Linked DNA regions of Homo sapiens: all the other regions are linked to region 3. The links are chromatin loops, found by intact Hi-C in ENCODE. Cell type or tissue: Caco-2. All regions are shown on one strand. Each heading gives the region's core, and the rest is flanking DNA. Links, peaks and the distances in the headings are about the cores only. Region 1 overlaps CD86 (CD86 molecule). Region 2 overlaps EAF2 (ELL associated factor 2). Region 3 holds the start of LOC101927010 (a long non-coding RNA gene). Region 4 overlaps EAF2 (ELL associated factor 2).

The links. Hi-C counts contacts between places; a loop is a spot of excess contacts. Peaks named below come from ENCODE experiments on the same cell type or tissue, not always from the same donor. Only the 100,000 strongest peaks of a DNase experiment are listed, where the experiment ranks them.
Region 1: it touches region 3 in a loop (10-fold over the local background); 7 of 110 quality-filtered maps call a loop at or near these places.
Region 2: a loop joins it to region 3, with 10 times the contacts of the local background. A loop is called at or near these places in 14 of 110 quality-filtered maps.
Region 4: a loop joins it to region 3, with 12 times the contacts of the local background. A loop is called at or near these places in 6 of 110 quality-filtered maps.

The regions. Positions count from the first base shown.
Region 1 is chr3:122,098,072-122,106,126 of GRCh38, reverse strand. CD86 (CD86 molecule) reads right to left here. Exons shown (of 7, transcript NM_175862.5): 3 at 2,280-2,615. Among named protein-coding and RNA genes, the nearest start is that of CD86, 47 kb to the right of the region's middle. RefSeq lists a silencer at 1,766-1,835 and an enhancer at 4,878-5,067. In Caco-2, for the core only: a CTCF peak has its summit at 4,373 (motif pointing left); a DNase peak (open chromatin) is centred at 5,352.
Region 2 is chr3:121,878,865-121,886,919 of GRCh38, reverse strand. EAF2 (ELL associated factor 2) reads right to left here. Exons shown (of 6, transcript NM_018456.6): 6 at 394-578. The coding sequence ends at 532. Among named protein-coding and RNA genes, the nearest start is that of SLC15A2, 12 kb to the left of the region's middle. In Caco-2, for the core only: a CTCF peak has its summit at 3,198 (motif pointing left); a DNase peak (open chromatin) is centred at 1,299.
Region 3 is chr3:121,987,819-121,993,041 of GRCh38, reverse strand. It overlaps ILDR1 (immunoglobulin like domain containing receptor 1), which reads left to right. Exons shown (of 8, transcript NM_001199799.2): 8 at 4,634-5,223. The coding sequence ends at 4,675. LOC101927010 (a long non-coding RNA gene) reads right to left here and starts at 4,863. Exons shown (of 2, transcript XR_241555.5): 1 at 3,414-4,863; 2 at 2,463-3,225. RefSeq lists an enhancer at 1-274. In Caco-2, for the core only: no CTCF peak of the experiment used is centred there; a DNase peak (open chromatin) is centred at 2,861.
Region 4 is chr3:121,851,086-121,859,140 of GRCh38, reverse strand. EAF2 (ELL associated factor 2) reads right to left here. Exons shown (of 6, transcript NM_018456.6): 3 at 4,318-4,454; 4 at 1,985-2,130. Among named protein-coding and RNA genes, the nearest start is that of EAF2, 20 kb to the right of the region's middle. In Caco-2, for the core only: CTCF peaks have their summits at 3,102 and 3,370; no DNase peak of the experiment used is centred there.

The DNA of each region.
Region 1 (8,055 bases), core at 1,494-6,493, 110 kb before region 3:
TGGGTACTTGATCTGGGGCTCATTGGGGCACACCTGGGAGCCTCAGGGTGTCTAAAATGTGACCCTCAGCCCAAGGTGAGTGCCACATAATGACTTCATGTTTATTTTTCAACAATAGAGTTTGCAGCCATGCTTACTTCCTGCTTATCCAAATCAAAGGGGTGCTCTCTAAGTGACAGGAGGGCTGTAATTGAGTCACCAAAGATTTACAATGAAGCCACTGTTTCCAGGGAGTAGAGTCTTTGGAAGGAGAAGTGGTCTGACTCTAGGGCCCAGGTGTCCCATGGGGCACATTCCAGCTCCCCAGACTAAGAGAGCAGGAAGGAATTGAGCTGGAGTCTCACCAGGAACTGACAGAGTTCATGGTGCTGAGATGCCCTGCGTCATATCTTTCAGAAACCCAAGCAGGATTGTGGTAAGTGAGTGGGTGGATATTTTGGAATTCGAAATTCAGAACACTGATTTTTGGCATGAGCATCAAAGTGTCTTCATAACATACTCTAAGAAGAAGGCCAAATCCAGCTATTTTAGGGAAAAATACATGATCTTAATAAACACAGTGTTTCTCTTGCCTTTGCCATTCTCACTTTTCTGGCTGTTCAGGATCACTGGCATGGAGTCCCTAGACCTGTGTCATGTGCCTTCTGTCAGAAAAAATCCCTTGTTCTTTTATAGTTACTAGGTAGTTTGCAGGTTCTACAAACTAATTTATAATTTAGTGTATTCTTACTAAAAGGTCTGTCATTTGCATGTCATCTTTATAAGTTTTGCTATATCAGTGTACTATTTGAGCAGTCTTCTTGGAGTCTATGTGGCCTGTAGAAGGTGAATTGCCAGACCGTGTTTAGCTTCATTAACAAGATCTGTGAAATCACATGTTGCGTAAGTTAGAGTTTTTCTAATATACATTAAAACAAATACAACATGGCTTTTCAAAATGCTTATCTGTGTCCCACCTAAAACATTTCCAATGGTACCTGACCACATTTTGAAAACACGGATTTAGCACTTGGTTAACTATTCCTAAAGCCCTGCAGCCTAGTTTAAATCACACAGGGTTCAAAGGGAGCAGCTCTCCATTCTATTTTTACTTTTGCTTCTGTTTTACTCTATGGTTTTAGAATAGGTGTTGATCTGCCTTTTCAAGTTTCATCAAAAATTAACCTGGATCCAGTAATACCACACCTGGGTATTTCCTCTAGAGAACTGAGAACTTATGTTCACACAAAAACCTGTACATGAACGTTTACAGCAGCCTTATTCATAAGAGCCCCAAACCAGAAACAACCCAATGTCTTTTACTGAGTTGAATGGATAAACAATAAAATGCTACTCAGCAATAAAAAGGGACAAGCTCGATATGTGCAACAACTTGGGTGAATCTCGAAGGCGCGCTAAACGAAAGAAGCCAGGCTTAAAAGGTTACATACTGTGTGGCTTCACTTATGTGACACTGTCAAAAAGACAAAACTATAGGATGCCCAACAAGGGTTATGAGTGCAGACAGGGTATGACTCTATGAAGGGACAGCCTGAGGGAAATTTTTAGGGTGATAGAAATGCTCTATGTCCTGTGGCGGTTACCTAAATCTATACAAGATCTATACAATCAGTAGAACAGTATATCAAAACAAAAAAAAATAATTTTACTGTGTGATAGTTTTAAAAAAATCTGTAGTGGCATTTAGGCCTTCCAAGGTCTCGTGAAGCAGAGGAGCTGGTTTGTAAGTTTGTGGGTTATGTTTGTTGGGTTTTTTTCCCTTCTGTCTACCAGGCTCATGGTTGTGGCAGCAAACAACTCATAAGCAACCTAGAGGAGGCTGAAGGGAAAACCCAAATGTGTCAGCTGTCCGCTTTGCTAGGAGCTCCAGGCAAAGATTTAGTAGGTGAAAAATCTTGGACCCAAGGAAAAAATGAATGTAAGACATCTGAGGCCTTTATGGTTATATAAACTTTGTGATGGCCAAATTATCCATGGTTTTTACTATAGGTAATTAGCCATATTATCTTTGTTCAATTAGCTCTATTTTTTCCCCAAAGCAGATTTTTACTGATCCTTCAGAAGCAGACTATAAAAAGTACAAAAGACTTTCAGTTCCCTACTCCCAGACTCTACACTCCCTTCAAATGCACTTCCCAGAAGTGGCTGTCCTCTGCCTTCTCTCTATAGACCCCCCTTTTCCCCTGGGCCCCTCAAGTCCCCCTCCAGTGTTTTTCTAACTCATTTGCAGTCTCATCTGAGAAGGCTAAGAATCTGAACACACACCATTGACCACATACCAAGCACTGACAGTTCAGAATTCATCTGGTGGATGCGAATCATTCCTGTGGGCTTTTTGTGATGGATGATACATTGATACAAGCCCTTGTCCTTGATCTGAAGATTGTGAAGTCTCAGGGTCCAACTGTCCGAATCAAAACTTGTGCGGCCCATATACTTGGAATGAACACTGTCAAATTTCTCTTTGCCTAAGTATACCTCATTCAGAACCAAGTTTTCCTGGTCCTGCCAAAATACTACTAGCTCACTCAGGCTTTGGTTTTGAGAGTTTGCAAATTGGCATGGCAGGTCTGCAGTCTCATTGAAATAAGCTTGAATCTTCAGAGGAGCAGCACCTAAAAAAGAAGGTTAAGGATTAGGGAGGGAGAAACAAGAGGAAAGGGGAAAAAACCTCCATTTCTCTTTATACAATACCCAGATACTATCTTATCAGTAATCATGCTGAAGAATAAGATATTAAGCTCTGGAACTGTGCACATCTGCTTGGCATCTGGAGATTAGGACCTTTGTCCTTGCTTCACCGCTGACTAAATGTGTGGCCTTGTACAAACTGCAATCTTTATGAGCCTCAGTTTCCTCATCTGATTAATGAAGTGGTTGACTAAATGTTCCAAGGGTCTTTCTAGTACTGTGGTTCTGTGAATTTAAATTGCAAGACAGGGAAAAACCAGTAGAGTTAGACAACCCATTCACCCACCAGTTACCTTCCTATAACCTTAATTTTAGTTTTCATCACTGTAGCTGTTACAGGTTCCATAACTTCTACACCATCACCAAAAGCTTTCCCCTCCCCTCCCATCCACATATTCCTTGGTCTGCTATGGTGAAAAGATTGCTGATAATGGTAATAAATTATAGCCCCCCTTTATTATACTTCATTAGTTGGGGAATCACGTTGAGTAACATCTTTGAAATTCAAATAGCTCCCTTTACAGAACTTCCCCTATGACTGCTGCTCCCATGGCCAGCACTTCCAAGGATGTCAAATGCTTTAGAAATGACTTCGATAGTGAACCAAGGCCTTTATTTTCAGTGACCTCTCTAAGCTCTTTCAGAGATCAGAAAGAGAACTGGGCAAATTTGATGGCTGTTTTCGGATTGTGGTGGTCAATGACCATTTAAGGCACATGAGTGAAATGCTGAAAATGAATCATAGATGGGCAGGTGAGGATGTGCTTTGGGAGTATTGGGGAAACCCCAGGCACCACAAACTTGCTGCTCCCAGTATGCACTGACCCTGGACAATTTTACAACCATAGACATCATGCTGGAAGGGTTGAGAGAAAGGCTTTAGTCCTTGAGGACACTTTGGGGTTTGTGGGAAGGATGTGGGCCACCCAACTACTTAAATGTGAATGATCACGGGGTTTGTGTAGGACCTTTTCTAGGTTACAGAATTACTTGAGACTTGGCAAAAAAAAAAAAAAAAAAAAAAAAAAAGTAAGCAGTGGTGGGTGAGAAGTGCGGGGGTGGAGAGTGGGAAGGCTGTTTCTTACTTAATATGAAGTTAGATGCCACCTTGGAGAGGAAGTTAGTGTAAGTTCTAAATAAAATTTCATCATTCAGGATTTATGTGAAGGCATGTTGACATTGAGGAGGAAAGGGAGGAGATGGGTTGATGAGAGAGATGAGAGGAGCTTCATTTGAAGAGTTCTAAGTGGGGGAGTAATTAAATTGATGTGGTTTCTCTTGAAAGAGGGAATAGAAGGACAGATAACAGTGACATGCACTTGTCAAACTAAACTGTGTACAGAGTGGCCCAGTGAGAACACATAATCAAGGGGTTGGTGGTGGTCTTGAACTCTTAGGGAAGCAGACAGCAGGCATCAGTGGGAGTTTGCACAAATATGAATCACTGCCTATTTCACTACACTCACTAGGACCCTGTGAAGTACTTGAGGTATAAAATGCACCACCTGTAGAGGATGCGTACCGGTATTGGAGGGAGGAAGGAAAATCTATATGCGTACCCTGACAGTGAAAGGGAGACCTAAGGAAGATTTAGTGTGTTTATGAATCACCTTACAAGGCAAACCTGAGGCTTCTGCATCTTCTTTGCTGAGCTCTTAATGTAATGCAAGAGTGCCCCCTACTGTAAAAGCTTCTAGCATTGTCTCTGAGGAAATACTGGTTTTAGTCTAAATTGTCATGTAATATAGGACAGATGACCTGATGGAGAAACCAAACACACAGTTAAAAATTCTGCCAATTAACAGTCAATGTTATGTTATTACTCAGCTGTCAGTTGTGCCTTCTGGACCTGGAAATGACTTCGTCTTTAGCTGCTTCTGTCTTCTTGATTTACATATATATATATATATATATATATATATTTTTTTTTTTTTTTTTTTCTGTAGAGCCTCACAGTATCTTCTTTCCTTCCCATCCATTCTGTCCACTCACAGACCAGTCTAACTCCGCTGACCCAGGCCCCTTCTCCCAAAGATTACAACGGCTTTCTCTTCCACTCATCGAGTGCTCCCTTCTTCACCTAGCAACTGAAAGTGTGATGTATGGACCAATGAGATTCACGTCACATGTGGGCTGGTCTGAAACACGGAATCTCTGGCCCCACCCAAGACTTACTGATTCAGAACCTCCATTTTAACAAGAGCTATAGTTTGAGCAGCTGTTGTAGAGAATCTCTGCCTCTGTCTCCAGAGTGGATCACAGAAAATGACATGAAAATTTTTTTTCCATCCATCCCTCCTCAGACTCCCTCTCCTCCCCATGGGGTGGAAATCACTTTGAAATCCATTCTGAGTGGAACTGAAAGTATTTTGCAATTTATACTCCATAGCACCTCACCAACCACTGGCTTCCATGATCTCACACAGAGCCAGGCATGGGGGATGCTGCTAATCCTTTCTCTGACTAAATGGGGAAAGTTTGGCTCAAGGTCTGTGATCACCAAATGACTTCAGGCCTTCCATTTTATGACCCCAGACCTCAAGCCACCTAGCAACTGGACTTACTGGGATTCCATAGGTGGGTAAGCATTGAGAATCTCTCCCTTCCCCAGCACTTGGGTAAGAGGAATGGTCGAAGTCTAGTTACAATGGGTTGCTATGATGTCAGGAACAAGTCGCTCAAGAATCCAGCTAGATGCCTTCGTAATCAGCTGAAGGAATTTGTTTCAAAGGATAATTAAGGACTTCCTGAGCAATACACTCTACTGTTGGAATGCCACTCAAAAACTGTAATTTGCTAGCCTTATGAAGTCTCTGACCCCACTGGGACTTCAGTGTTCCCTGGCTGCTATCCCCAAATGCATATCTTATATGTTTAAGAATTATCTCTTCTTTATGTTCCTATGCTTATCTGTACTAAAAAAAATTCCTTCTTTTACTAAACTTCCTCCAAAGTTTTACTTGGCCCTTTGAAAGCCTCATTCCATTACTTACTACAAGGAAACTCTCCCACATCTTTAACCCCTTCATTGACTGTTTCCCTGAGGTTATTATTTCAGTGAAATCTGGCTTCACCCAAAGGAAGCCACTTGCTCCAGCCCCAGCTACTGTTTGTTTTATCACACTTTGTGGGGACTTTGAGCAACACCTTCCCCTTTTGAGGTGTCTGACTTTCTCATTGCTTGTAGCTACTAAGTCACTACCACCTTGCTAAATGAGGATTTTGGCATTAGATGCAAGGTCTTGCTAACAATTTGGGTGACTTCTTCATGAATGAGTCTAACAACCTTGCCTCAAATTTCTTTGATCTTGTCAACTCCACAGGTCTACACCCGCAGACTATTTCAGCAGCTGCCCCCCACCTTCTTATGACATAACCCTGAAACTTTTCACCTGGAGCAGCTCAGTCCCTAGAATCTTAATCTCAATATACTAATCTCCGTCCACAACCTCCTATTCATCCAGGTTTTGCTCTTGCTTACTCCTTCTACAACTGTTGTTCAACTTAATCAAGACCTCAGCTTTATCCAGACCCTGTAGTGCAGTGTTTTCCACAAGAACTCTTAGTGATAATGGAAATGCTCTGTCTCTGTGCTGAACAATATGATAGCCACCAGCCCCTGTGGCTATTGAGCAATTGATACATAGCTAGTATGACTGAGAAGATGAATTTTTAATCTTATTTAATTTTAATTAATTGAAATTTAAGTAGTCACATATGGCTAGTGGTTATTATATTGGACAATGCAACAATAGTATGTCTTTGTAATTATTCCTTTCCACAACTTCAATAAACACACCCCTTTGTCTCTATAAAATTTACCCTGGGGACACTCTACTTTTGGTCTACATATCTGTTCTTACAACTGGGCAATTGAGCAGTTCTGGAGGAAATTATTCAGTTGTGCGGACTGGTGACATTCCAAATCTGCAGTGTCCTGTCTCACTTCACTCGGCCTCCAGGCTATTCACCTGGTTCACCTCCATTACTTCAAACACAAACCTTGTGCTACTGCTTTTAGTTTCTCTTTCCCTTGGAGTCAAACTCCCTGAAAGAGTAAGCAGCAATTGCTGCCTTTATTCCCAGCCTCCCACCCCCACCTCTCTACTGAAACTCCCTGACAAAGGTTGTTGGTGACTTCACACCATGGCCAAGGCTTGAGCTCTTTTCAGATCTCAACTCATTTGACCGCTGTGTCAAATGCAAGTGTTGGCATCTCTCCTCATTGAAATGCTCTATTCTTTCCCAATCTCTGATTTCCTTGTTAATTTTCTCAAATCACTCTTTAATTTTGGTAACCTTGAGTGCATGTTCTTGGTCTTCTTATTCTCCATACTTTCCTGGTTTTTCTCCTCTAGCCCCACGGATTCAACTGTCAAGTAAAAGCTAATAACTCCCAGGTGCTTATTGCCAGCCTATAACTTTCACTAGAGTTTCAGATACCTGTATTCAACTTCCTGCTGGATGTCTCTATCTAGATAGCAACAGGTACTGTCTTCCTCCCCTTCAGCCTTCCTCTACTCTATCTCAAGGAATGCTCCCCTGTCTGGGAATGACCAGACAACCCTCTTCTGTCTACAATCATCTAAATCATCTGTATAACCAAGATGAATCATTTGTGTACCCAAAATACCCAACAGAGGCTCTACACAAGTGTGTCTGAGGAGATCTAGAACTACTACAGCCAGAGCTGAACTCCAATATGTTAAGAAAAGGGTAGAGGAGACTAATGTAATTGTCTCCTAACTCATCTGCCTGCTCCGTCCTTGTCCCCGGGTCTAGTTTCTCAAGCCAAAATGATCCCTTAAAAATACAGCTCCAATCACATAATCCTCCTGTTCAGAAGCCTCTGATGCCTTCCACCAAACTGAAAAATATATCCAGATCCCTTCCCCTCACACTGAGAACTACATCCAAAGTCCTTCCCCTGGCCTTACAAGACCTCATGTAATTGGGTCCCCAGTACCTATCAGGCCTCTTTCCCCTGCTTACTCTCCCCAGCCACACTGCCTCCCTTGACATTCCTCCAAAAGATCACACACTCTGTCTCAAGTCCTCTTCTCATGTTGTTCCCTCTGTCCAGAAGGTTCTTCCTCCAGACAGTCTCATAGCTTCTCCTTCACTTCATGTAGGTCTTTCATTAAATGCTACCTCCCAGGGAGATTTCTCTAACCATTCTATTGAAGATAGCATCCTGGGCATTCTGTCCCTCATGCTGACTTATATTTATTGTGGTACTTATCATGACATGACATGACACGGTATGTTTGGTTATTGTCTGTCTCTCCTGAGATGTCTGGGTTCTGATTAAAAATCTATGTGTGATTTTTCAGACCTGACCACAGGCAATTAAAGAGGCTTAAT
Region 2 (8,055 bases), core at 1,206-6,205, 110 kb after region 3:
AACAAAGGATTTTTAGGGCAGTGATACTATTCCGAATGTTACTAAAATGATGAATACACATTTGTCAAAAATCCATAGAATGCACAACATCAAGACTGAACCCTAATGTAAACTATGGACTTAGTGTAATAATGATCTATCAATGTAGGCTCATCTATTTTAGCAAATGTGCCACTCTGGTGTGGGATATTGATAATGAGGAGAGAAGAAATAAGACCTTCTCAACTTTGTTATGAACCTAAAACTTCAACTTTGCTATGAACCTAAAACTGCTGTATTTAATTATATATATATATCTTCATATATAATATATATTTATATATAAACTGTCTAAAAAACAATAAATAAATTTATATAAATAAACTGTCTAAAAAACAAATACATAACATCAACTGAAATTTCTGAATCAAATTTAATTTCTTTTATCATCAAAAGTTAAGACATATTTCCCTCAGTCTTAGGAATTTTTATTGTTAATACAAAATAAATTATACATGCTGTATAAATTTTTATTTATAGCTAAATATTTCTTCAGTCATCACTGTCACTTCCTGATTCACTCAGCTGCAAATCATTTCCTAAAATAAGAAAGAAATAACAAAACTGTAGTAATTAAATATTTAATATTATTTTTGCATAACACAAATTTTACACAAAATATAGCCCCCAAGCGTGATTCTGTTTACCTAGTATTTTGCTTATTCTGTAATTCAGTGACACAATTAGTAACTCAAATAATACTGTGTGTAAAGAAAAAATATACCACTAAACTTCAGCAGTTTTAGTATTTCCTGGCATCTATTTTAGTCTTCTTTCACATATCCCCATCACTCTTTTTTTTATATCACTGATTTAATTAAATCGGGAAATGAGAAAAATGTAGTTTAGAAGATTAAACTATATCACTTTGAAGAGTGAAAAAAATGTTATTTTTTTTTTACTTAAAATGGAGTCAAAATCATTAAATAATATATGTCAAGGATAATTCACCATTGATTCATTTTGTAATTCATCTATGTACTTACAGTCATGGAGCTTACAGTCCAGTGGGGGAGACAGACAGTAAACAAATAAACAAATATATAACATAATGCCAAGTAGGGATAAGTGCTATGGAAAAATGAAAATGGGTATGGAGATGGCAGTGGCAGGTGCTATTTTAAATAGGGTAGTTTTGAAGGCCTTTTTGAGGGGTGACATTTGAACAGAGATCCAAATATAGGAAGAAAGTCATAAAAAATGGAGAATGTGGAGGTGAAGTGACCAGGCCAAAAGAACAGAAGTGCAAATGCCCCAAGGCAGGAGCATATTTGTTGCATTCTCTGACTTGCAAGAAGGCCACTGTGGGTGGAATGGAATGAATAAGGAAGATAACAGTAGTAAATGAGGTCAGAAAGATATCCACAAGGTCATGGTAAAAACTTTGGATTTTGTTTGAAAATGTAATGAGAATTCATGAGAAAATTTTAAGCAGGCAACTAACTTAAAACCGGTTGTAGATCAGTAAATACGCCATAATGGTGTGGAAGAAACACAGAAACAAGAGAGAAGTTGTAAGTCTAATGCAGTCTCTCATGTAAGAAATAATGTTGGCTTTGACTCAGGTAGTCTGGGGGAGGTGAGGCTAAGTGGTCAGATTCATAATGTACTTTGAAGACAGAGTTTATAGGACTAATTAAAACATTGAATTTAGGGTACAAGAGAAAGAAGTGAAGAATGACCCCAAGGTTTTTGTTGTGAACAACTGGATAAATCATTTACTGAGTTATCATTTACTGAGATGAGAAACACCAGAGGAACATGGTTGTAGAAGAAAAATCACAAGTTCAATTTTCATGTGGTAAATTTGAGATACCTAGTAAATACCCAAATATATATGGTACTGGCAGTTGGATATACAAGTCTGGAGCTAAAGGTAGAGGCTGGACCTAGAAATAAAGATTTGAGAGTCATTGATCGTACAGGTTTATCTGAAGCAAACAGACTGAATGAAATCACTTAGGTAGTAAATTACAATGGTTAAAAAAATTCTTATATTTTTTAACTAATCCGCAATCAAAAAAGCTGGCATGTTTTGAAATCAATACCTAATTTAAGAAGAATAGTTTTTAGGCCACGTATAAATTATAAGATGTTTCAGTCTTTTGCATGAACTGCAGAACTGATAACATCATTTGATAAAGAAATCTGCGAGGTCGGGCACGCGGTGGCTCACGCCTGTAATCCCAGCACTTCGGGAGGCTGAGGTGGGCGGATCATGAGGTCAAGAGATTGAGACCATCCTGGCCAACATGGTGAAACCCCGTCTCTACTAAAAATACAAAATTAGCTGGGCATGGTGGCACATGCCTGTAGTCCCAGCTACTCGGGAGGCTGAGGCAGGAGAATCACTTGAACCTAGGAGGTGGAGGTTGCAGTAAGCCGAGATCACGCCACTGCACTCCAGCCTGGCGACAGAGTGAAACTCCTTCTCAAAAAAAAAAATAAATAAATAAATAAGAAAATCTGCTAAAACTTCTTCTGTGCATCTGGTTCTCATGACCATCTCATCACTTTCATTTCTTTTTTTTTTTTTTTTTGAGATGGAGTTTCACTCTTGTCACCCAGGCTAGAGCACAGTGGCGCTATCTCAGCTCACTGCACCCTCTGCCTCCCTGGTTCAAGTGATTCTCCTGCCTCAGCCTCCCGAGTAGCTGGGATTACAGGCATGCGCCACCATGCCTGGCTAATTTTTTTGTATTTTTAGTAGAGTCAGGGTTTCACCATGTTGGCCAGGCTGGTCTCGAACTCCTGATCTCAGGTGAATCACCTGCCTTGGCCTCCCAAAGTGCTGAGATTACAGGCATGAGCCACCTTGCCTGATGCATTTCATAATTTTCAAGGATTAAGTTTCCACTTACAGAACTATTATATGACATAAGAATGTTATATGATGCCTGTAATATGAGTTTTTCAAGCGACACAAACCCAAACGTACTCAGAGTTCCATTTTGCCTTTCTAGACTTTATGCTGTCAAGGTTAGGAAATATTCAGTCAAGTTTTGAAGATATAAGATTAGCCTTTGATTATGAGTTGCTTAGTAAAGAAAATATGTTTTCAATCATAGCTGTAATTATGACTCAGAAAAAGAGAGTTTACCCATAGAAATATATTCAGGCATTTAAATCAATAGTTATCACTGAGAGTAGTACTGCCCCCCAGGGGATGATACAGAAATTTACATGAGGGGTTGCTTGTCCTGTTGGCTGTAGATTGCTAATAGCATTTAGTGGGAGGGGAGTTTAGGAATGCTAAATGTCTTGCAATGGATGAACCAGTCTTGCACAATAAAGAACTCTTCTACATTCTGTGAAATTTTTGAAAGTCGGGTGGAATATGTACTTGGAAGATCTGTTTATAAATTTAAAACCAGAGCTGAAATACATTTTCATAAATTCCAAGTATTGTTTTGCACATATTTAATTGAAACTTACAAGTATGCAGCTATCATGTAAACTGAAGATGATTTTGTTTTGTATTTTTTAAAAACTTTTCAAAAATTTTCTTTTAAAAATAGTTTGGGGCAACACATTAGTAACATCAATGCTGCTCATTGTATTTGGAGCAGCAATACGCATAACAATAGTTGTCTGTATAGGCAGCTGTAGACGCAATTTTTTAATATATATGCATATACTTTTCTAGTCCTTATTTCTACAGGTTAAATAAAAAGAAAAATTGTTGATAATATGAGTTGAATGTTGTTTTGTTTTTCTTAAATCCAAATCTATGCATTAAAAGTAACTGCAAAAACATGGTTACTTCATTGTATCTTCTGATATAGCTATTCTTTAACATTTACAAAGTTAGAACACATATTATTATAAATTTGTTTTTCTTTTGCCTTTATATTAAATTAAATTAATGCTTTTCAAAGATGTATGTACACAGATTATATTAAGCTATGAAATTCATTTCAAAATAGTAAAGGAGAATTAAAAATATCTGTTACAAAAGGGGGTGTTGGGTCTCATAAAGCTGAGCAATGGGATGATTGCAGTAATGGTCAGAGATGGTTTATTTCATTAGGAAACTCCTAGTTTAGATACATCAGGAAAAGAAATTTCACTATTTTTACTTAAAAAAAAAAAACCACCACCTCCCAAGTGGTTATTACTGATAGACAAAAACACTACGGACTTTACTTTCGCATATATCTTTTGCATCTAGTAATCTTTCCAAATTATTTTATTAGTTCTATCGTTTGCTGATTCTTTTGGATTTCCTATGTAGATAATTTACATTCCTACAAATTAAGAGTATTTTATTTCTTGTTTCCAATTCTTATATCATATTTCTTTTACTTGTTTTATTGTATTTGCTAGCAAATTCAATAGAGTGCTCAACAGAAATAACATTAGTCCTCTTTGTCTTGTTCCTGAATTTAACGGGAATGCTCCTAAAGTCTCTATTAGTATGATGTTTGTAGGAGTTCTGTTTTTTGGTAATTAACTTTTATAAAGCTAAGAAAATCCTATTATATTCATCCTTTGGTAAATGTTTTTATTTATTTTACTTTTTTTTTTTTTTTGAGACAGAGTCTCACTCTGTCCCTCAGGCTGGAGTGCAGTGACATGATCTCAGCTTACTGTAACCTCCACCTCCTGGGTTTGAGCAATTCTCATGCCTCAGCCTCCTGAGTAGCTGGGATTATGGGTGTGTACCAGCATGCCTGGCTAATTTTTGTATTTTTAGTAGAGACAGGGTTTCATCATGTTGCTCAGGCTGGTCTTGAACTCCTGGCCTCAAGTGACCCACCTGCCTCGTCCTCCCAAAGTGCTGGGATTACAAGTGTGAACTACCATGCCCAGCCTCAAGTACATGTTTTCAAATTAATAAATACTGAATTTTGTCAAGTTATTCATTTGTTGAAATGATCATATGGGTTTACTTCTATAATCTGTTAATGTGGTGAATTAGATTGATACCATTTCATATGTTTAACATTTCTTACATTTCTGTGATGACCCTTATTTGGTTGTGATTTGGTAAATTATACTTTTTCTACAAAACCATCCGTTCCTATGTCAAATTTACTGGAATAAATTTTTTAATAAAATTATAATTAAGGCTGGGTGCATTGGCTCACACCTGCAATCACGGCACTTTGGGAGACTGAGGTGGGTGGATTGCCTGAGCTCAGGAGTTCGAGACCAGCCTGGGCAACACAATGAAACCCCATCTCTACTAAAATACAAAAAAATTAGCCGGGTGTGGCAGCATGCGCCTGTAGTACCAGCTACTTGGGAGGCTGAGGCAGAAGAATTGCTTGAACCTGGGAGGCAGAGGTTGCAGTGAGTTGAGATTGTGCCACTGGACTCCAGCCTGGGCAACAGAGTAAGACTCTGTCTCCAAAAAATAATAATAATAATACTAATTTTTTAAAAATAACCAATTGGAAAACCTAATGATAATTGATAAATTTGTGGACATATACCACCTACCAAGATTGAACCAAGAAAAAATAGAAAACATGAACAGGTCAAGTACAAGTAATAAGACTGAATCAGTAATAAAAAGTCTCCCATCAAAAAAAAGTTCAGGACCTGATGGCTTCAATACTGAATTCTACCAAACATTTAAAGAATAAATACCAATTCTTCTCAAATTCTTCCGGAAAACTGAAGAGGTGAGAATTCTTCCAAACTCATTCTATGAGGCCAGCATTACCCTGTTACTGAAACCAGACAAGGACACAACTATAGGTCAATGTCTCTGATGCAAATACATGCAAAAATCCTCAACAAATAGTAGCAAACCAAATCCAACAGCACATTAAAAGGATCATTCACCATGATAAGTGGGATTTATCCCAGAGATGTAAGAATGGTTCAACATACCCAAATCAATAAATGTGAAATATCACACCAACATAATGAAGGACAAAAACCATATGATTATCTCAATAGATGCAGAAAAAGCATTCGATAAAATTCAACATCGCTTTATGATAAAAAACCCTCAACAAACTAGGTCTAGAAGGAGTGTACCTCGACATAATAAAGGCCATATAAGAGAAACCCACAGTTAACATTATACTAAATGGGGAAAAGCCGAAAGCTTTTCTTCTAGGAGCTGGAACAATATAAGGATGCGCACTCTCACCATTCTTATTAAACGCAGCACTGGAAGTCCTAGCCAGAGCAAAGAAACAAGAGAGAAAAATAAAGGGTATCCAAATTGCAAAGGAGGAAGTCAAACTGTCCCTGTTTGCAAATGACAAAATCTTATAAAGAGAAAACCCTAAAAGCTCCACAAAAAACTCAGGATTGATAAACAATTTCAGTAAAGTTGCAAGATACAAAAATCAACATACAAAAATTATTGGCATTTCTATAAACAAACAAGAAGAAATCAAGAAAGCAGCATTCCCATTTATAATAGCTACACACACACACACACACACACACACACACACACACACCCCAAAACACTAAGGTCCAGGACAGTGACTCATGCCTGTATTCTCAGTGCTTTAGGAGGCCAAGGAAGGAGGACTGCCTGGGGCCAGGAGTTCAAGACCAGCTTGCACAACACAGTGAGACCCAGTCTCTATTAAAAAAAAAAAAAATTAGCTGGCATGGTGGTGCACACCTATAGTCCCAGCAACTTGGGAGCCTGGGGAGGGAAGATCACTTGAGCCTAGGAGTTCAAGGCTGCAGTGAGCTGTAATCATGCCATTACCTTTCAGCCTGGGCAACGGAGCAAGACCCTGTCTTTAATTAAAAAACAAAACAAAACAACAACAACAGCAACAAACCTAGGAATAAATTTAACCAAGAAGGTGAAAGAGCTTCACAAGGAAGACTATAAAACACTGATTAAAGAAATGGAAGTGGTCACAAAAAATGGAAAGACATGCCATGTTCAAAGATTGAAAGAATTATAATGTGAAAATAACAATACTACCAAAAGCAATCTACAGATCCAATGCAATACCTATCAAAATACCAAAGACATTCTTCACAGATACAAAAAAAACATAAGCTTCATATAGAACCACAGATGATGCCAAATAGCCAAAGCAACCCTGAACAAAAAGAACATAGCTGGAGGCACCACACTACCTAAGAAAACAGCATGGTATTGGCATAAAAATAGACACACAGACCAATGGAACAGAATAGAGAACCCAGAGATAAATCCACATATTTATAGTCAATTGATTTTTCACAAAGTCACCAAGAACATTCTGTGGGGGAAAGGACAGTCTCTTCAATAAATGGTGCTGAGAAACTGGTTATCCTTAAAAAAAAAAAGAAAGAAAGAAAGAAAAGAAAAGAAAAAAGGAACTAGACCCCCATTTCTCACTATAAACAAAAATAAAATCAAAATGGATTAAAGACTCAATTCTAAGACCTGAAACTGTGAAACTACTAGAAGAAAACATTGGGGAAACATTCTAAGAGATTAATCTGGGCCAAGATTTTTTTGTATGTAAGACCTGAAAACACTGACAACAAAAGTAAAAGTAGACAAGTGGGATCACATCAAACTAAAAAGCTTCTGCACAACAAAAGAAACAATCAATGGAGTAAAGAGACAATCTACAGAAGGGGAAAAAATATTTGCAAATTATCCATCCAACAAGGGATTAAAAACCAGAATATATAGAAATTCAAACAACTCAATGGCCAAAGAACCCCCATATAATACCAATTAAAAATGCGCAAATAAACTGAATAGATTTTTCTCAAAAGAAAACATTTAAAATCAATAATTTTAAAAAATGCCCACAGGCATATGAAAAAATACTCATCATCACTATTAGGGAAATGCATATCAAAAGCATAATGAGACATCATCTCACCCCAGTTAAAATGGCTATTATTGAAAAGACAAAAATAACATGCTGACAAGGACACAAAGGGAATGCTTGTGGGAATGTAAATTAGTACAGGCACTATGGAGAACAGTATGGAGGGTCCTCAAAAAACTATATAGATCTACTGTATGCTCCAGCAATCTCACTGCTAGGTATATATCCAAAAGAAAGGAACTCAGTATATCAAAGT
Region 3 (5,223 bases), core at 224-5,223:
CTCCTCCCTGTTTTGCCCAAATTACACTGTGGGCTAGGTGGACTACCTCTTGTCAGAGCTAAAGAAATCAAGCGAGTGCAGAGGGCAGGGGAGAGTTCGCTGCCTGTGAAGGGCCTTCTCACCGTCGCTTCGGCTGTCATCGCAGTCCTGTGGGGTAGGCCAAGCGAGGTCACAGGAGAAAATGAGGCTCAGCATGATTAAGCACCTTGCAAGCCATGAGCTAGGACTTGAATGCAGGCTGTTGTGGCTAGAGCCTCACCTTCCTTCACAGCTGCTTTGCTTTCTTTACTTAGCAACCCATTTCCATACCCCAAATTAGAACACTGGGCCTGACAGAAGACACTTGTTAAGTCAGCATTGCAAGGCCCTGGTATATATGAGGTTGGGACCCTCTGAGACATCCCCTGGAAAGGACCATTAAACTGATTTTTAAAACCCTGATATTCCATATATGGGCCAAAACATTAAGATTCTGTGAATAGGCAAGATGCCAATGGGTGCCAGACATAGTTAAAAGGGGAACACAGAAGGAAGTAGGCCTTTAGGGCCCCTAGAAACAGATCTTTTGTATTTTTTTAAAGAAGTGACTTTAAAAATTATTTGGGGCTGGGTGTGGTGGTTCATGCCTGTAATCCCAGCACTTTGGGAGGCCGAGGCGGGTGGATCACCTGAGGTCAGGAGTTCAAGACCAGCCTGGCCAACATGGTGAAACTGTGTCTCTACTAAAAATACAAAAAATTAGCTGGGTGTGGTGGCGGGTGCCTGTAATCCAAGTTACTCAGGAGGCTGAGGCAAGAGAATCACTTGAATCTGGGAAGAGGAGGTTGCAGTGAGCTGAGATCGTGCCATTGCACTCCAGCCTGGGTGACAAGAGCAAAACTCTGTCTCAAAAAAAAAATTTATAATTAATACATCCAAATGACAGCAGTCCTTTAATGTTGCCACTTTGCAAAGATATGTTGCCATTGCTCAAAAACATTAATAAACTGCCTCAGAGCCAACTTACAGGCTACCCATGAAGATCTTTTCTCTATTTGACCAAAATCCTTTTCTCTTTTGCTTCTGTTGAGATAGTCAAAGGTATATGCAGTAACTCTGAAATAAGTTCCCGGAGCAGAGAGATATTATAAAAGAAGAAGTGTAGTCTGTCACAGGCTTTGAAGGATACAACTCTCATTTGGAAGTACATGTTCTGCTGTGAGTTTTTTAAAAACTCAATCACATACATGGTGTGTGCAAAGGAGCAGGCCTCTTAGGAGAGCCACACTGCTGCTCTTTCTAGAGCAGAGCCTTGGTGAGAGAGTGATTTGTGAGGAAGGTAGCAAAGACCAGCAGACATTTCTGTAATAATTAATGGCAATTATGTCATCTTCTCACAGATGTCCCTTGAGTGACAAGGATCAACAAAATAGTGAAAATAGCTACCCCTTGCTAAGCGGTACTGAGTTATAGACATCTTATATAACATCTTACTTAATCCTCACAACAACCCTGTGTGTTTTGTACTATTATCCTCATTTACAGATGATACAACTATTTCTTCCGTGTTACCAGTAAGAAAATTACGTCCTGAAAGAAAACACAATCACACTTCCTTTACTCATGTAGTGACTAAACCAGGTCTCTTCATTATAACAACAACAACAAAAAAAGTTAAGATCCAGTTTTGGGCCCCAAATCTACATGCTATCTTCTTCTAAGTTAAATTATTTTCTTTTCATTTTCTGTAAGTTAAATTATGTGACTTCTTGTAAGTGAGAAAAGGGTGAGGAACACCAGTTACATTCCAGACACTGGATAAGCCCTTTAAGCCCTTTCCAGGCTTTCTTTTTTTTTTCTTTTTGAGACAGAGTCTCGTTCTGTCACCAGGCTGGAGGGCAGTGGTGCAATCTCGGCTCTCTGCAACCTCTGCCTCCCCAGTTCAAGCGATTCTCCAGCCTCAGCCTCGTGATTAGCTGGGACTACAGGCATATGCCAGCACACCCAGCTAACTTTTGTGTTTTTAGTACAGATGGGGTTTCACCATGTTGGCCGGGATGGTCTCGATCTCTTGACCTCGTGATCTGCCCGCCTCGACCTCCCAAAGTGCTGGGATTACAGGCATGAGCCACTGTGCCTGGCCTCCAAGCTTTATTTCATTTAATCCTCACAACTATGGGAGCCTCTGAGAGGTTGAGTAGCATGCTCAAAGCCACACAGCCAATAGGGAGTGAAGCTTAGGTTTGAATTGCGCTTTGATTCTCAAGCCTGTGCCCTTTCAATAATTCATGCTGCCTCCTTAGAGAGAAGTATAGTCAAGTGCAGTGGCATGTACCCGTAGTCCCAGCTACTCAGGAGTATAGGAGGATCACTTGAGCCCAGGTTCTAGGCTCAGTGAGCCATGATTGCACCACTGCACTCCAGCCTGAGCACAGAATGCGACCTTGACTCAGAAAAAAAAGGAAGAGAGAAAGAGATTATCATTTGGAGTCAATGATATCTTCTGGTGACTTTATTTCTTCCTAATTTTCTGAAAATATCACAGCTTCCTTTACCACCTACCACAACCAAACCAAATTTTCAATTGTAAAGTTACTCCCAAGAAGCAAAGATTTTGTACAAGAAATTGTAAAAGCCTCCATTGTTTGGAATCTCTTTGAGCTTATCTCCCAAGGAGTTATCACTTTACTTATCACATTCAACTTTCCATTCATATTCTGACAGTGAGCAGAGGCCCAGGATCAAAGCTTGATTTGGCAGATTGCTCAGTTTGAAGGCACTGTGTTTAGTTTGTTTTGTTTGTAACTGGAATTTTGAATGCATTTACTGAGGCAAAGTCTGCAGGGCCAAAGTCTTGCTGTTCCCTCCTCTCCTTGGGGCTGGCTGCTGCTTCTTACACAGGCTGCCTTCCTAGCCTCTGGAGTCATTGGAGCTTGTAGTGAAACATCCTAATACAATTGGGCCTCTAGATGGTGACCTTCCATCATGCAGCACTGGAAGTTCCTGTTTACTGCTTGAGTTGATAAGATGTATCACTATTTTCCTAAAGCAGGCTTTCAGCAGCTACAGCTTTACCATAACTTTTTATAAAATGCTTATTTAAAATACTTCATTTGGCATTTAGAGAAACATAAATGGAACAACTTTTTTTGTTGTTGTTCATGTGGAACCTTCTCTCTCAAGAGTAATATTTGACAAATAGATATTGACAAACAAGGGCTTCCATGCAGATGATTTCATGGTAACCTGAAATAGATAGGAACGATATGTTACACAGTGCCCATGAGAAAATGGAGGTTATATTGAGGGATCTTCCACCCAACTTCAGAACCAGGATTCCAGCCAAGATCTTCTCAATTCAGGTCTGGTGGCGTTTTCACTCCACTGAAGCTATAACCTCAGAAATATAAGGGGCAAAAACTTCAAGCTTTTACCTTCAGTGAGTACAGACTTGAGTGGCCCAGGCTCCTGGACTCCTTCCAATGAATTATCTTTCCTTCTAATCTTGTCCTAAGACATTCTCAAGGTATTTCTGGCTTCTTCCAAACTTGGCCGGTATACACCTGTTCTAATACAAGAGAAAACCACTGTGTTCTTTCTTCTCCAAGCTAAATTCAAACTTTCTAAAGAGAATCCCAGCTTTTTTCTTGACTTTTTGATTTAATGTTTAAAAAGTTTTATGTCGGCATTCTTAATCTCCTACTTTCAACAAAATGTCTACTCCTTGATCATGTCTAGGTTTTCTTTTAGCAAACTTGGACAAGTTCCTTTTACCACATTTCATTGTTTTCCGTTATGTCAGAGAACATTTATCCTGCAGTATTTTGATTAGAAATCATGACCCCTAAAACTCACTTTCCTGATAAATTGGAAACTTTTTTTTATAGCAACATGAATGTACATACATATGTGATCCCTTTTGAGCAGTATATTTTAGGACAGATACTTCGTTTTCTTATTTCAAATAAGATGAGGAAGGTTACATTCATGGACCACAAGTATAAGTATTCAAAACTTAAATAAAATGATCCCCTACCGTAGCTAGAAAAATATGAGAAATGTAAACCACAGTTCTTCACCCTCACCGAGGAAGTGGAAAAAGCCCAAAGACCAAGTAGAGTGGAATAACTTCTGAAAAAAAGCCACTGAGTTTGGTCAGGAAGAAGTAATTAGTGATCTCTGAAATACAACTTCAGAGAAATACTAAGGTTTGAAGCCAAACTTTTTAGAAAAGGGCTGGGAAGGAATGATTCAGGAGATTATAAAAAGGAAAAAGAGAACTGAGCAATGTCTTCATGAATGAATGGGAGAGAGATGGACTGAAGAATGGAACAGGGTACCCCTTTTTCAGTCTAAGGGAGACTTGAAGGTATTAGAAAACAGAGCAAGAGGCAGAGTGAATTAGACTGGAAGAAATTTTCAGAAATTAAAGGTATTTGAGGGAGTCTCTAGAGAGGTAAGCAAGAAAAACCTAAGCCTGGGGAGAGAGATTGGTTTCATGAAGAGTAAAGAAATACTTTTTAGGTTCAGATCTGCTGTCCTGGCAGCCACCACCCACTTAGGATTTGTAAATCAAGAGCACATTATGTGTTACATGCATAGACGGATTGCACTGACTGGATTTTTTTTGTGTGTGTATTCTTCTATTTCCCAGGAGAAAGACAGCTCTCATAGTGGAAGGAGTGTGGTCATTTAGTCACCAAGCACAGCACAACTTCTGTGGCTACTTCTCGGCTCCTGTGTGTCATCAGCATCACCTAGGTTTCCAGCTGACTTGGGAACTGCAAGTCTGAGTCTAACAGTTTTTGGCTTAGATTCTGAGAATCAAATAGAAGAATTTTAAATACAAGAGTTTGAGATTGGGTATAGTGGCTCACACCTGTAATCACAGCACTTTGGGAGGCTAAGAATCACTTGAGACTAGGAGTTCAAGATCAGCCTGGGAAACATAGTGAGACCCCGTCTCTACAAAAAATATAAAAATTAGTTAGGTGTGGTGGCATGCACTTGTAGTCCCAGCTACTCAAGAGGCTGAGGCAGAAGGATCCCTTGAGCCCAGGAGTGCAAGGCTGCAATGAGCCAGGATCCCATGATCACACATCTGTATTCCAGCCTGGGCAATAGAGCAAGTCCCCATTACTAAAAAACCCAAAAGGCCAAAAAACAAAAAAGTTAGAGTTCGAGGAATTACCAACTGTAGTTTTAGCCTTGGTTCATGCTCTCTTGCATATTTATATAATCTCT
Region 4 (8,055 bases), core at 1,418-6,417, 140 kb after region 3:
GACAATCCTAAGCCAAAAGAACAAAGCCGGAGGCATCACGCTACCTGACTTGAAACTATACTGCAAGGCTACAGTAATCAAAACACCATAGTACTGGTACCAAAACACATATATAGACCAATGGAACATAACAGAGGCTTCAGAAATCACACCACACATCTACAATCATCTGATCTTTGACAAACCTGACAAAAACAAGCAACGGGGAAAGGATTCCCTGTTTAATATATGGTGCTGGGAAAACTGGCTAGCCGTATGTAGAAAGCTGAAACTGGATACTTTCCTTACACCTTATATAAAAATTAATTCAAGATGGATTAAAGACTTAAATGTTAGACCTAAAACCATAAAAACGCTAGAAGAAAACCTAGGCAATACCATTCAGGACATAGGCATGGGCAAGGACTTCATGACTAAAACATCAAAAGCAATGGCAACAGAAGCCAAAATAGACAAATGGGATATGATTGAACTAAAGAGCTTCTGCACAGCAAAAGAAACTACCATCAGAGTGAACAGGCAACCTACAGAATGGGAGAAAATTTTTGCAATTTACCCATTTTACAAAGGGCTAATATCCAGAATCTATGAAGAACTTACACAAATTTACAAGAAAAAAACAAACGACTCCATCAAAAAGTGGGCAAAGGATATGAACAGACACTTCTCAAAAGAAGACATTTATGCAGCCAACAGACACATGAAAAAATGCTCATCATCACTGGTCATCAGAGAAATGCAAATCAAAACCACAATGAGATACCATCTCACACCAGTTAGAATGGCGATCATTAAAAAGGCAGGAAACAACAGGTGCTAGAGAGATGTGGAGAAATAGGAACACTTTTACACTGTTGATGGGACTGTAAATTAGTTCAACCATTGCGGAAGACTGTGTGGCGATTCCTCAAGGATCTAGAACTAGAAATACCATTTGACCCAGCCATCCCATTACTGGGTATATACCCGAAGGATTATAAATCATGCTGCTATAAAGACACATGCACACGTATGTTTATTGTGGCACTATTCACAATAGCAAAGACTTGGAACCAACCCAAATGTCCAACAATGATAGACTGGATTAAGAAAATGTGGCACATATACACCATGGAATACTATGCAGCCATAAAAAAGGATGTGTTCACGTCCTTTGTAGGGACATGGATGAAGCTGGAAACCATCATTCTGAGCAAACTACTGCAAGGACAGAAAACCAAACACCACATGTTCTCACTCATAGGTGGGAATTGAACAATGAGAACACTTGGACACAGGGTGTCCATCACACACCGGGGCCTGTCATGGGGTTGGGGGAGAGGGGAGGGATAGCATTCGGAGATATACCTAATGTAAATGATGAGTTAATGGGTGCAGCACACCAACATGCCACATGTATACATATGTAACAAACCTGCACGTTGTGTACATGTACCCTAGAACTTAAAGTATAATAAAATAAATAAAATGATACAAATTCTCTTATATGGATATTGCTTACATAAAACTAAAAATCATAAGCTACATCATTACCCAGAAAAATGCGTAATTACAAAAAATATTATGCTCTTGGTAAACATTTATAATTAGTACCACTGTTAATTAAAATGAAAAAATTCATTTAGCATTTTTTTTTCTTTTTTTTTTTTTTGAGATGGAGTCTCACCGTCACCCAGGCTGGAGTGCAGTGGCGCAATCTCAGCTCACTGCAACCTCTGCCTCCTGGGTTCAAGTGATTCTTCTACCTCAGCCTCCCGAGTAGGTGGGACCACAGGCACATGCCATCATGCCCAGCTAATTTTTGTATTTTTAGCAGAGATGCGGTTTCACCATGTTGGCCAGGCTGGTGTTGAACTACTGACCTCATGATCCGCCTGCCTCGGCCTCCTAAAGTGCTGGGATTACAGGTGTGAGCCACCATGCCTGGCCTTAACATTTCTTAATTATCTCTTATAAAGGGATGTTACATATACTTAGATTTTACCTCTTTCGATATCATCTATTGGAGATGCTGGGGACATCTTATCTTCAGATGGAGAATGTTTTACAAGATTGGGAGTCCTGGCTGAATTCCACATTTGTTGTTGCTGTTGTTCTTTACGATACTGAATTTTACTGCTTCCTTCAACTCTGCAATTAAGAATATCAAATATTGAAACAGGTATGACAGCAATGTAACAAAAATTTAACTTACAAAGTTACTAAAACTGACCACTTATTCTTTTCCTAAACATCTTTAGAATAATATTCCATAATTAAAACATTAATTTAGTTCATTATTTAACAAGTATTTATCAAGTTCTATTTCTGTGATACACATGTCCATTGAGGGATACAAACAAGAACAAAAACAAAACCAGTGCCAGGCTTGGCGCCTCATGCCTGTAATCCCAGCATATTGGGAGGCTGAAGTGGGAGGATTACTTGAGGCCAGGAATTCAAGACCAGCCTTGTCAACATAACGAGACCCTGTCTGTATAAAAATAATAAAAATATTAGCTGGGCATGATGATGCACACCTGTAATCTCAGCTATTTAGGAGGCTGTGGGAGGATCATTTGAGCCCAGGAGTTAGAAGCTGCAGTAAGCTATGATTGCGCCACTGCACTCCAGCCTGGGTGACAGAGTGAGACCCTGTCTCATAAAACAAAAACAAAAATCCAGGCTGGTGCAGTGGCTCATGCCTATAATCCCAGCACTTTCGGAGGCTGAGGAAGGAAGATGGTTTGAGGCCAGGAGTTCAAGACCAGCCTGGGCAATATAACGAGACCCTCCATCTCTATTTAAAAATAAATAAAACAACAACCAAAAAAAAAAAAAAGCCATTGCTTAAATTGAACAGATAAGATATTCACAAATGACTAAAATAAAAGGAAAAATATAAGTGTATAACAGGTACGATATATTCCGTAAGTTCTAAGATTATCATTTCTGTTAAAACTAAATCACTTCTAAAGTTTCCATTCATAACTTAAGACAGGCATGATAATAAAGGAGATTCATATACTTTTCTTTCAATATCTTTAAGAAGAGTGTAGTATAATAAAAGTATGCTTGATTTTTGCCTCTCCCATTTCCAGTCACCAAATCCTGTCAGTTCTTCCTTCAAAAAGTCTTTAGAACCTCACTTTCTCTTCATTCCTGCCCTCAAAAATCCTGGTTTATACATTTTTCTGATTCCTACATTGTTTCATTTACTCAGTTTCTCTACTGAATTAATGTTTTAAAACAAAACTGTAAACATGCCAATCCCTGGTTAAAAAGACTTTAATATGTAACGACTACCAGCAAGATAATGTCCTAATTTCTTAGTTAATATTGATGGCACTAACCTCAACCAACAAAATTACAACCTTACCTCTAGCCCAATATCAACATCGCCCCCTACTTTCCAAAACGTATACACAGGTACAGAGACAAACCTCTGCTCCGTTCAAGTAGGTCTTACTCATTGGCCCTGAATAAATCAGATATCAAACTTGTCTTACATTCTCATCTCCTCTCTAATCAATTAAATCGGTATTGCACAAACTTTCTTCTGGTGTGAATCACAGCAGGGCATGGATGGTAGGGGTGAGGGGATATTAAAAAATAGAGTTTCCCAGGATCCTTCCCTGATTTAAGGTTGGATTCGGGAACTAATTTTTAACAAGCACCCAAGGTAATTCTTATGATCCTAACCTCCTCTTAAGGTACATCAAAAAGGCCTCCCTGAATTTTCCAATCTACCATTACTTCTCCTTTTTCTTAATTCCTAGAGCAATTTTTGTCTATACTATTTGCATGGCTTTTAGAGCAAACATCCTTATATTACAGGGTAAGTAATGTGTTACCTATTTCCAAAAAGGATTTGAGATGGGTATATTCTCCTATTGACTTTTTAAATGGAATAGTCTGTTTATCTGAATAAAATGCAGAAGTTTTGAGGTGTTTGCAGAGCAAACTTTCCTTTTTCTAGTACCTTACACATCCTAGGTACTCAATAAATTTTTACTAATGAAGATGAAATTATTTTAGAGAATGTATAATGGCTTCCTTCAATCCAGTTATACAGAAGTATCTACAATAGGATAAAAAGTGTACCTATACCTATAGAAAGCATTTAGAAGCAAAACAAGCTTTTATATATCACAGGGTAATGTGGTAAAACGCTTTTTGCTTAGGATCTCCACCAAATTTAAACTTAGAAAAAGATTAAAACATTTTTGTACCACACAGAAATAACTCCTATATTATAATGTGACTTAATAAATTTTTTATTGACATTTCCTTAGAAATTTATGTTTATAATATAATTTATTTCATTAAACCACATACCTTGTTTTTTTTACAGTGATGTTGCTGCTGAGTTTTTCTAGCCGACATTCTCCAGTATCATGGTTAATAATCAAAATGCATTCTTTTAAGTAAGGTTTTTTTGAACCTTTGAAAACAGTTACTGGTGGAGTTGAACCCTGTTTAAAAAGTTAATTATTATTACTTAAAATTTATCATAGGAATTCACTTGGGAAGGCCTTTGAAATCTTGATTCTGGGTTTCTCCTTCTATGTTATACTTCAAGTCACCCATAAACTACCTAAATTTACTACCCTGAATCCAAAGAGTGTAGTAAAAAAGACAGATGAAGATAGGCTGAAATCTCAAAGCTGCTGTCATTGAGGAAAGGGAAGACAGGAGGTACTCACCTTGGGACAGTAAAGATTTGTTTCTTTGGCCTATAATGAGTAATTGAGATTCAATTCGAACACAACCAATATATTTTATGGATAAGGAAACAGAGCCTTGAATCATATTTTCTATTCCTCCTTTTTTTTTTTTTTTTTTTGAGACAGAGTCTTGCTCTGTTGCCCGGGCTGGAGTGCAGTGGCACGATCTCGGCTCACTGCAACCTCCACCTCCTGGATTCAAGTGATTCTCCTGCCTCAGCCTCCAGAGCAGTTGGGACTATAGGCATGGACAACCACGCCCAGCTAATTTTTATATTTTTAGTAGAGACGGGGTTTCACCATGTTGGTCAGGCTGGTCTCGAACTCCTGACCTCAAGTGATCCACCCATCTCAGTCTCCCAAAGTGCTGTGATTACAGGCAGAAGCCACTGTGCCCAGCCTCCTCATCTTCTTTCTTATTGCTTTATAAGTTTAATTTTTAAAATCTGGCATTTTCTTAAAGCAGTACCTCCCTATGCATATTAAGGAACACCTCTTACACTAAACCCACTAATTAAATTTAGCATAATTAAAAGTAAGATAAGCAGACATTATGTGCTTAATGATGTCATATGAAAGTACACTGCGCCATCCATAAAATACTCTTGCCAAAAACCACACAAAAACCCCAAAGAATTTAATTCTTATCAAACCCCAAAGAATCTGTAATCCAGCCTGCCCTTAGATATATAACTACCAATATATAGAAAATAGAAGGAATAGAGGAACAAGTTAAATACATCCAGATAGAAGTAATTTGAAGTCCAGAATGTAGGTATATTCTCTAGGACAGATAGTACGGTTTTTCCAACAAACCAATGGCATAAAAAAGAGAAGAGAGCCAGGTGCAGGCACTGTAGTACCAGCTACTTGTGGAGGATGGGTGCTGAAGCAGGAGGACAGCTTGAAGCCAGGAGTTCTAGGCTTCAGTGTGACATAATCACACCCGTGAATAGCCACTGCACTCCAACCTGGGCAACACAGTGAGACCCTGTCTCTAAAAAAGATAAATTAAAAAAGGGGTGGAGAAGAAAGGAAGGGACTTTTAAAGAATAAAAGAGACAAGAAATACAATATTCAAATACAATGTAGAAATCTTATTTGGATTCTAGTTAGGACATTTTACAGACAAATGTCTGTAAAAAACACGTTTTTGAGATCATCACAAAATTGTGACTATGGACGAAGTATTATCAATTATGTTATTTGTGATAATAGCATGGTGCTTAGATAGAAATGTCCTTATCAGTTAGAGATACATAAGTAAGCATTGATGAAATGGCACATTGTCTGGGATTTGCTATAAAATATGCCAAGGAAAAAAATGGTAAGACATTAGATTAAAAAATAAAAAGATTAGCAAAATGTTGATAATTGTTAAAGCTCAGTGATGGGTACATGTAATTCATTATACAATTCTGTTGGCAATAAAAGAAACCTAGATCATTACTAATAAACTACATCTACTTACATGCTCCTCCCCTATCTTTTGTCCCTGCTCCATCAAACCTGAAGGAATTTTACGTTTGTCATTCTTTTGCTTTATCCCACATATATGTATTTCTAAACAATTATTTGTGTATGTTTGTCTTTGGAGTTTATAAAAGTACATTAAATTTTAATGGATTTATCATAATAATTTTATCAAATATTACAAAAATAATAAAATAGTACTGTTAGATCAGGTTAGAAAAGGATGACCTCTAAAAAGGCTAAGTGGTGTATCATATTAAAGTTAATCATTAGAGATTTACTAAATGAGCACTAGGAGGAGTATAAGATAAATTAGGTAATTGAAAATGCCATAAAAGATGGGTAGGTTAGAGATTTCTGAAGGTATGGAGGGAAAATTATAAATGTAAAATAAAGGAACAGTTGTTTGTGGGTTTTTTACCTCTCCCAAAGACTAAAGTAATCTACAGAAAATCAAGAATGCACAACACGTAGATGAAGACATGTCTGGGCTAGCTCTAAAACGGTTAGATGTGGAGCACTTAGTTGAAGCCCTGGTAAGCTGGAGAGTCAGGAGCATGATTATAACCAAACAAAGTGGGTCTACTTGGCTGGTAAGTAAATTTTTCAGATGTGTTGACTGAAACAAGTAAGATACCCCAAAATAGTTACCTAAGGACTCCAAATTACAGTTGATAAGAGATTTGTGCAAGATATTCTTAATGATATCTGTACTCTTAATTAGAATGGAATACATCTAAAAATTACAATGTATTATTGTTCTCTGAGCTCCTGAAAATAAGAACTAATCATTAATTTTTAAAAAATTGCTCTCAGCACCTGAAGAAGTATCAAGACCTTTATAAATATTCAATGAAGGTTAAATATGAATAATATAGACAATTTCTGGTCATAAGTAACAAATGAAACAAATCTTTCATAATCTCTACACCTGCCATCTACATTTTGAACAAGTTTTATAAATGTAAACTTTCTCCCTCATTAAATTGAACACCATTCCTAACTTTTAAGCTTCAGTTTCTGTCCATTCCTTATTCAATACCCCAAGAAAGGCAACTACTAAAGTACCAGACAACTACTAAGCATATGAACTATCATTGCCTCTAAATAACTATTGAATACCACCTATCGGCTCCATGTTCACTGTGATGACACACCTTCAATCGTCATTCACCTAGATTATTGTTATTCTCCTCCCTACTCTCTTTCCAATTTTGTTCCCCATTCTGTGAGCAGGCAAATCTAATCGTATTGTTCCCTTGCTTAAAAATCTTTCTGTGCTTAAAAAACTGTGTATTCAGATAAAGCCATATTCCATAAACCTGCACATGGACCCTCCATGATCTTCTCATCTACTCTCCAACTTTCTTAATTTGCCACTGTTTACAAACCACATAGAATTGCTTATAATTGGTTCACATGAATGACTGACTTAGGATTGTCAACCAAAAGACAAAACTGTAAAATAAAATATAAAATAAGTGAGTGGGTCATGTGTGGTGACTCATGCATGTAATCCCACCATTTTAGATGGCTAAGGATCACTTGAGCCCAGGAGTTTCCGACCAGCATGGGCAACATGGGGACAACCTGTGTCCACAAAAAAAAAACTAAAAATTAGCTGGGCATGGTGGTGCACATTTGTAGTCCTAGCTGCTTGGAAGGCTGAGGCAGGAGGATTGCTTGAGCCCAGGAGTTGGAGGCTGCAGTGGGCTATAATTGTGCCACTGCACTCCAGCCTGAGTGGCAGAATGAAATCTTGTCTCTAAAAAATAAATAAAATAAGTGCGTGCATATGTTATTTGAGGGAATAAAAGGACTCTTAACCATACAACAAAGGAATCAGAACCAACACCTCAACATAGGGGAATGAAGA